Regions from separate parts of the Mus musculus genome. Here all the other regions are linked to region 3. Evidence: chromatin contacts called from ENCODE Hi-C or POLR2A ChIA-PET data. All regions are on one chromosome and are shown on one strand. The core of a region is the stretch at or near the end of the contact, and the rest is flanking DNA. Distances in the headings are between cores, read along the strand shown. Region 1 overlaps Gfod1 (glucose-fructose oxidoreductase domain containing 1). Region 2 holds the start of Mcur1 (mitochondrial calcium uniporter regulator 1). Region 3 holds the start of Nol7 (nucleolar protein 7).

Region 1 (2,700 bases), core at 106-2,605, 170 kb before region 3:
CTGACTGCCCTCTTCCAAGTTCAGCTGCCCTGAAAAGGGGGAAATACCAGAAATAGCTGAAACTGAGGTTGAAGAAAATGTATTGATGTTGGTGACAGAAAAGACCTCGATGACAGATCTGTTGCAGTTGGCTGCCCCGTTTTAGGTCTCACTACAGAACGTGGGGATCAATGATGAGACACCCCTCTCCCTACCACCCTGGCTATCCCCACCCCCATAACCCACTCCCTTCTCCAATAACAAATCTGCTCATTTTCAGCTGCCAAAAAATATGAACTACATTTCCCACTTGCCCTTGCAATAAATAAGAATGAGCATGGGTCTAAGTTCACGTGACAAGGGTAACATGGAAATGTCCTATGGGGCAACACTGCATCTCCCCTTTTCCTGTTATAAATTCCACCAAGGGTAAGGTACTGAGCCACAGAAGGCAGGCCACACACTAGGGAGGCGGGGAAACAAGACAGAATCCTGATCACAGGCACTATGGAGCTGCCTGTCACACTCTTACTGAGGGACTACAACATGCAAGAGATGGGTCTGGATCATGGGCACTGGAATTGTATCCTTGGATTCTGTCTCCTGAAGAGAAAAAAATGACCCTCTTGAAATAGATGACACCCTTTGGCTTCCCCCCTACAGCTAGCATCTAGCTCTTGTCCTCCATTCCTAATGAAGAGTCTTACCCATCCTAACGCCTTAGCTGCTGAGACTGTATCAACCTCATGGCCTCCTTCATTCCCTCAACTCTCTCTACTCCCTCCTACTTCAGGGCTCCCATGAGAGCAGTACTCCTTGACTGGACCCACTCCGGCATTTAGAATAAAGGTTCATGTTAAAACCAAAGCCCTTTTTTGATGTCTCTTTGGGCTGCCTTTGAGGTACCCAGTTAAAATGACCAAGACAACCAGAGCTTATCTTAGCATCCAAACCTTCAGAGCCAAGACTGAGTTCTTCATATGAATGCTACCTCCTGACCATCTCTGAAGTTCTAGCAAACACAGAAGGGAACCGAGATCAAGTGGATGAAGAGGATGAGCTATTATTACAACAGGACTCTGTTGGATGCCTTTGTCTGAGCCACTGGGTTTCATTGGCAGAGAATTGCAAACACAAGCCCTTTGTTTAAGGTAGCTGGTGATGGAATAGGCCGGGGTTGGCTCTAGATCTTCCTGTTCCTCTCTCTCCCCAAGCTCACACAACTGACTTTTGGAGATTGCTCAACCCAGGAGTAGAAGTTCATAGAGTTTCTACTCTTGGGCCAGTTCCCAAAGGATAGGAATGCTTGGCTTGGCTCCCAGAAAAAAATCTCTGAAGCTGCCAAAGGTATGTGAGAACTGGTCCCTTCCCCACTAAACACGGCAGAAGAGAGTGGCCTGCAGCCCTGTCAAGTGGCATTTGTCCCCCACGTGGAAAGCACGGAATGAAATGACAGGTTCTCTCCCCAGCTCCAGAAATAGCTTCCTGATCAGGGCACAACTGCATGCAACCTTGGGCCAGGCTGTGGCGGGCAGAGGTCAATGTCCCTTCCAGCTGAGGGCGGGACCCAGTTCTAATTGTTTTGTTTGAACTAATTAAATTTGCTTCACAACATAACCTGTGCTTTAGCTTGGGTGGGGAGGCCAAAGGCTCCCCTGGTTCACCCCTATAAGTGTCAAGGGTAGATAAGGGAATACATTTGCTCTCAAAAACCGAAGTTAATTTCTAACAGAAAGTGTCTTTTGTTTGTTTTTTTTTCTGTCGAAGCGGTTAGCCTCTAAATATTTGTGTTAGCCTGTAACGACCTGCCCAGGTGGCCTGACAGGGAGAATTGCTCTGGAAAGGAGCGGGGAGAGCCACTCAGTCCCCAAAGGAAAGTAGGCTAGTGGGTCGAGATAAAAATCCAACCAGAAGCAAACAAAAGATCTAATACTCACAGGCCCAGCGAAGCCCTCAGGCCTCCATCCTCAGAGACTTTGTGGCTGACTGCTCTCAGGACTCTTCCCTGGTAAAGGGAACCTCAGGCCACTGTTTGCTTCTAAATTCATTTATCTTGGAACCTTGTTTGTTTTTAAAGAAATGACACATTTGTTTTTTTTTTTTCTACCCTCTCTTTTAATTAAGCAATGCAAGCAAATTTGAAGGAGAAAGTTCATAGTCCCCAGATCCCATCACCTAATCAAGGTCTCAGCATTAGGTTTTTTTAAACTGGAATTCCAGTGCTTCTACCTCCATGACCCCTAGGAAGATGGAAAGATTTACAGGCAGAAGCAGTTTTAAAGGGAAGATAATATTTTTTTCTCTTTAATAAAGTCTGTCATTGGAACCTGGGGAAGTAAGAAGCCAGCAGAAGAATCTGCAGGATTTCTGAAACCGTGCAGAGGTAGACATTCCAACCAGTGGATCCCAGGATAGCTCTGAATGTGTCCCGACACACTTGTCAAAAGGCTGAACAACATGTCATGTCCCCCCAACCCCCACCCCCACCCTCCAAATCCTCCCCAAGACTTAAAAGTCTAAAGCTTTTTTGTGAACTGGCAAAATTCTGAAAGTGGCGGGGTAAAGGTCACAGCCAGCTGAGGTCATCAGACAGGCTGGTAAAGGGAGAAACGAAGCCCCAGGCCCCAGTGATTTGAAAATATTTTCCTTGGCATCTCTAGCAAGATGCCTGAACTTCAGATAAATGTCGCAAGCCATGTCAGAATCTGGATCATAATGGTG
Region 2 (2,906 bases), core at 73-2,572, 160 kb after region 3:
GTTATGGGAAAAAGAAACCAGACAGATCTCCAACTCCCAATCCTACAAAACTCGGGCATAAAGCTCACTGCTCATTTTCCTATCTGCATATAAAGCGTCCTTCATTTTTCAGAACTATTAGGAGTTTCTCCTCTAGCCATATGTATTCTTAAATTTTAGATGCAGGTAATTCTCATAGAAAAAAAAATACAGACAACCAAAGCATGGGTGCATATGGCCACTAATGGCCAGAAACAGGTTACTCAAGAAGTAATTAAGCCACGTTTGCTGATTGGCCTGTGCGATAAGATTTTATCTACTATTTACTGTGAGCACATTCCAGCTAGTTTACTTTCTTATGCAGTTCAGCGGTGTCCCTCGCCTCCTTCAATTACCCAAATGACACATCAAAGCTCTGGTCACTCAATTTAAACGCACAGAGTTCTTCAAGTCTAAACATAAAGCCTCTATTTTTCTTTATACTATCTGTCAAATTAGTACAGTAAAATTAGCATGGATAAGTGTGTGTAGTCATATAGAAAAACACCTGCTGCATATCTTGCTTGAAGTAAGCTCCGGAAAGAAAAGATTTTGTTGAACAAATTACCCGAAACAGCTAGTAAAGTGCCAGGCAGAGAATGGGCGACAGCGGGCCATGAATGAATCAATAGTTTGGAATCAAAACGAAATGTCATCTCTTCATTCAGGGATCTGCGCCCCTCGGTCCTGAATGCACCGGCTTCTAGCACTTTTTCCACTTTTCCCTGGCTCCAACAGGTGTGCAAGGGCAGCCCCGAGTACGCGTGTCATCCGGAGCCAGGACACCGGGGCTCTGGGCTGCGAACCCTCGCCCTGGCGGCGTGGCTACAGCCCGGTCACCTGTGTGACCCGCTGTCCCTCCCTCCCTCCGTCCTTTCTCACCTCTCCGGCTGCTCGCAAGCGCGGCCACACGCCGGGCGCCCAGCCGCAGACGGCCCAGCGCGTTCCTGCCGGCGCCGAGCGCGGCCGCGGGGAGAACGAGCCCCGGGCGCGAGCGCTCAGCCAGCGTCCTACGCGGGGCGGTGGCAGTGGCGGTGGCGGCCAGGCGCGGGGAGGGCACGAGCAGGAGGAACAACAGCGGAGACGCGCGGGCCGCCCGTCCGCGAGGCCTCAGCCAGCTTCGTCCACCGGGCAGCGTGGAGACGCCCGGGCGCGCCGGAACTCCGCAGCCGGAGGACGGGAGCCGCTGGCGACTCGGTGTGCGCCTCGGCCGCTCGGCCGCCACGGAGCCGCTGTCCATCCCCGAGCGGGTCACAGGCCCGAGCGCGCACGCAGGTCGCTCCCGCGCGGCCCCGACTCCGAGTCGCCTCGGGAGCGAGCGTGGGCCGCCGCGCAGACCTGCCCTTTCCGCCGTCGCCACGCCTCCTCCCCATCGCCGCGGGCCTCGTCCCCGCCCTCCCTGGCCTCGCCCCTAGTCTGGTCGCCCCAGCCAGGCTCCTCCAGGCTTGCCCTCTGCCGGGTCCGCCTTTACATCCCCACGCCCCTGTTCCCTGCCTGTGGCCTGCCCTAACCTCGTCTCCCAGACAGGAACTAGGGTGAGCCTTAGCCATTTTCCGCTGCAGAATCACGTTGCTCTTTCGGCTCCTACGATTTACAGTTTCATTTCGCAGTTGCCCTTAAGAATGTTAATGGCTCCTTTGCCCTTCGCAGACCTTTGAGAAGTTCTTGACCAAGCTCGACTGGCTTAGATTTTTATTAACTAGCCGGGATCTCAAGTTCCCTAGGGTTGTATTTTAGGGACTTATTTACCGGGCATAGGGAACTATGCTTTCAGAGTCCATACACTCACAGCTAAATTTCCAGTTTTGATTTTGCTTTTCGTTTTTGAGACAAAGTTTCACTATGTAGCCTCCACTGTCCTGGAACTCTCTATGTAGACCAAGCAGACCTTGCCCGCTGACTGACGCGATTAAAGGCATGGACCACCACTTGGGACTACAGTTTTTGTTTTGGGTTAGAGCACATTAAAAGGTCCTAGTGTGGAAACGTAAAACGTAGTAGGGATATGAATGTTAAACTAGACTATGGCATAATAAGATATTTGAGACAGGCAGTGTTTTAGTTCCGAACTTTTTGAAAGACTGCTGCACTTTGCAGTTACCGGTCCTTTGTGTTATTTTGAGAAAGTTTGTTGGATGGATGAATAACAAGTACAAGGGACTATGCTGGGACAGAGAGAGGGAGGGGAAGGAAGGGGAGGGGAGGGGAGGGGAGGGGAGGAGAGGGGAGGAGAAAGAGAGAGAGAGGGAGGAGGACAGAGGAGAAAATGAAAGGACAAGACTGCCCCTCAGTATGTTGGTGGAGAGAGTCGCCAGAAAAGGGAAAGCATAGCCAGAGGCAAGAGACATCTGGGAAAGTCCAGAGGGTTGAACATGACCTTGAGCCTGGTCACGTGGGAGAAGTAGGAGGAGAGAGAGGCGAGCCAGGAGTTTAAAGGGTAGAGAAAAGGGGTTAGGTCACTAAAATGGTTGGATTATATGAAGAAGGGCATCTAAGAGAAGGGCAGCCCAGTCCCTGGACTGGAGACGTTAGGGTAGAGGGCAGACTAGGGCAAGGATCGGGTTAAGTAGTAAGCACTGACAGATGCTAAGAGAACCAGGGGCCAGGCCCGCTTTGAGGTGTTAAACAAGCACCTTAGTTAGCCCTTTGTCCTGGGTTTAAGACCTAACAGTTGTGTTCCTGAAGTGACCAGTACTTAGCGTTCCTCCTCCTCCTCCTCCTCCTCCTCCTCCTCCTCCTCCTCCTCCTCTTTTTTTAGCTAAGGGCTAAAAAATGTAGACAAACTGATGTGGAAAGTGCTGGGACCCATAATAAAAGAGCAGAGCTCTGGGCAGAGGAGTGTGTAAACAGATGCGGAAGACAGGTGCAGGTGACTACAACATGCAAAT
Region 3 (2,700 bases), core at 192-2,691:
TTTCTGAGTTCAAGGCCAGCCTGGTCTACAAAGTGAGTTCCAGGACTGCTAGGGCTACACAGAGAAACCCTGTCTCGAAAAACAAAACAAAACAAAACAACAAAAAAAAGTGGTTGTGTGCTGCTTGACATAGGTACTAGAAACTGAACTAAGGTTCTCTGGAAGAGCAAGCAGTAAGTTGAAGTTCTCTTAACTGCCGAGCCGTCTCTCCTGCCCTCTGTGACACTTTAATGCGGCATCTACACGTATGGACCATCACATGCTTTTGGTAGGTTGTCACCGGGCTTCAGTTTAACCTCTCTCAATGCTAGTTACTGTAGGGGTCTGCTGATGCAAACATTTGTTTTCTTGCAATAGGTTTCACTTTAGTTCAGGCTGGCCCAGACTTTAAGATGTTCTTGCTTCGGCTTCCCGAGTGCTGGGATTTCAGGCGTGCACTACTCTGCCGGACTCAGAGAATGTTTTTCATTTGTATTTTCTATCTGACCGAGCCCAGACGTTTCAGAGCCACCCTCCCCATCCTTCTCTGCCTACGATGTCTCTAGCAGTTCTTGTTTTGTTTTGTTTCTGAGACAGGGTTTCTCTGTGTAGCCTTGGCTTTCCTGGAACTCACTCCATAGACCAGGCTGGCCTAGACTCACAAGAGTTCCTCCTGCCTCTGCCCCGCACCACTAGGATGAAAGGCATGCACCACCACCTACAGGCCTTGTTTTGATCTTTTTATCCACACTTATTTGTTCTTTTTAAATTGGAAACTGCTTCTAAACAAGAGGGGGGGGGGGATAAGGTTTAGAAGTAGGAAGTATATATGTTAACTAACCATTTGTCGAACATATAGTGTGACATTAGAAATCAATGACTTTAGAATGGTAGAAGCAACAGCCAGGTGACTTGAGTATTTAGAGAATAGTGTAACTAAACATGCCATGGTCTCTGGGTGGGACGTTGAAAGTCAACCGTTCTGCGTAGGGGAACACATATCAGAGAGGACAGCTCATCCAAGTGCACGGATAGATTAGGGAATGAAGAATCATTTCCTACTGTATAGCTGGTAAAAGACATCACGTGGGCCATGTATTCCCAAAAAATATATGGGCAGAGGATTGCAAGGGTTGGAGGGGGTGGGGGTGGTGATGGGGGTGGGTCGTACACAATACATACAGGGATGCATCTCACAAGCAACGATGGTCATTTATTTCGTTATTTATTATACCCTTGCCTCTGTTCCATAGATCTAAGCAACCTGGGGGAGAAAAAAAAAAAAAAAAAAAAAAAAAGGCGGCGACACCTAGCAGCACGAAACCACGCCCTCTTACCCCCCCCCCCCGTCTCAGCCATGAAAAGCCCCGCCCTCCCGCGCACGCGCCTCAGCACGTTTCGCGGCCTCCGAACCAGCAGAGGGCGTAGAGAGCGCGCACCGCGCACGGCTGCTTCCGGGTCAAGGGTCAGACAGCCGCCTTTCCGTTTGCCATGGTGCAGCTCCGGCCCCGCTTGTCGCGTATTCCCGCGCCGGCTGAGGCGATGGTGGACGAGGACCAGGCGGCCTCGGAGGAGGAGGAGGCGGAGCACGGCCTGCTGCTCGCGCAGCCTAGCAGTGGCGCGGCCGCCGAGCCCCTGGACGAGGAGGAGGACGCGGACGACGAAGCCCCGGAGGAGCTGACTTTCGCCAGCGCCCAGGCGGAAGCCCGGGAGGAGGAGCTGCGCGTGCGCGCGAGTGCTCGCAGGTGCAGCGCCCGGGAATGTTGGCGCCTCGGGACTCCCCAGGCTCGGCCGGCGCTGACCCGACTCCTTTCCTTCCAGGGATAAAACGCTGTTGAAGGAGAAGAGGAAACGGCGCGAGGAGCTGTTCATCGAACAGAAGGTTGGACGCGGGACTTGTCGCTTATGTAAACTCGGCCGGGGCTAGAGTTCCCTTGCTAAAAGCTCCTTAAAGGATAGGGTACTGGAGAGGTGCAAGGGCCATTGGCGTTTCTTGGAGTCTGCCGTAATTCAAAGTAGGCGTGGAAGCACTGACACTCATCTATCCCTGACAGTAGGTCTTACAGGCTTCCAGAGGTGGTGAGGTTTGCTTGAGTTTTTAAAATTCTAGGCTGGAGCTAATGATTTCTTTTTTCGCACCCCAGAGATCTGATTTCGAGTGGCCATACCTAAATACCTTTCAGTTAGTAGCCGGGATACTTGAACGTTGAGCTACTTTGGGTAAAATGACAGGGAATGTATTGGGCTTTCTTTTCTTTTCTTTTTTTTTTTTTTTTTTTTTTTTTTCTTCCGAGACAGGGTTTCTCTGTATAGCCCTGGCTGTCCTGGAACTCACTTTGTAGACCAGGCTGGCCTCGAACTCAGAAATCCGCCTGCCTCTGCCTCCTGAGTGCTGGGATTAAAGGCGTGCGCCACCATGTCCGGCCTGTATTGGGCTTTCTAAATCCAGTCTTAATGTTGTCGGTTTAGAGGCAGCAGGGACGTATTCACAGATTGGCCCGAATTCAGGACTGTTCGAAATGAGTAACGTTAGAAGTTATCTCCAGGCATACCTGTACCTCACTTTAACTTGTCATCAAATGTCTTTATCCCCAAAGAAAAGAAAGCTGCTTCCAGATGCTGTATTAGAGCAGCTAACTACAGCTTCAGAGGCCGAGTAAGTATTGCAGTTTCTACGTGCATAAAGTCTGTAGACCCTAAGAAATTCTCCCCAAACTTAAA

Evidence for each region. A loop is a pair of places that touch in the nucleus more often than their neighbours do. ChIA-PET counts read pairs that join two places held with the same protein, here RNA polymerase II (POLR2A).
Region 1: POLR2A ChIA-PET joins it to region 3 with 15 read pairs in Patski. The contact joins the enhancer-like site here to the promoter of Nol7 in region 3. POLR2A ChIA-PET finds 5 or more read pairs at or near these places in 2 of 5 experiments (Patski and embryonic stem cell).
Region 2: a map of heart shows a loop between it and region 3 (2.7-fold over the local background). The contact joins the promoter of Mcur1 here to the promoter of Nol7 in region 3. A Hi-C loop is called at or near these places in 8 of 37 maps with a recorded cell type or tissue (T-helper 17 cell, heart and left cerebral cortex). POLR2A ChIA-PET finds 5 or more read pairs at or near these places in 2 of 5 experiments (Patski and embryonic stem cell).

Annotation. Positions count from the first base shown.
Region 1 is chr13:43,230,871-43,233,570 of GRCm38, forward strand. All of the region lies in intron 1 of Gfod1 (glucose-fructose oxidoreductase domain containing 1), which reads right to left. Among named protein-coding and RNA genes, the nearest start is that of Gm40929, 60 kb to the left of the region's middle. Within about 2 kb of position 1,356, at least 3 of the 3 ENCODE cell types and tissues checked have a DNase peak (open chromatin) inside an H3K27ac peak, as active enhancers do.
Region 2 is chr13:43,558,869-43,561,774 of GRCm38, forward strand. Mcur1 (mitochondrial calcium uniporter regulator 1) reads right to left here and starts at 1,323. Exons shown (of 9, transcript NM_001081059.3): 1 at 901-1,323. The coding sequence starts at 1,258.
Region 3 is chr13:43,396,935-43,399,634 of GRCm38, forward strand. It overlaps Nol7 (nucleolar protein 7), which reads left to right and starts at 1,442. Exons shown (of 8, transcript NM_023554.2): 1 at 1,442-1,724; 2 at 1,801-1,861; 3 at 2,577-2,635. The coding sequence starts at 1,471.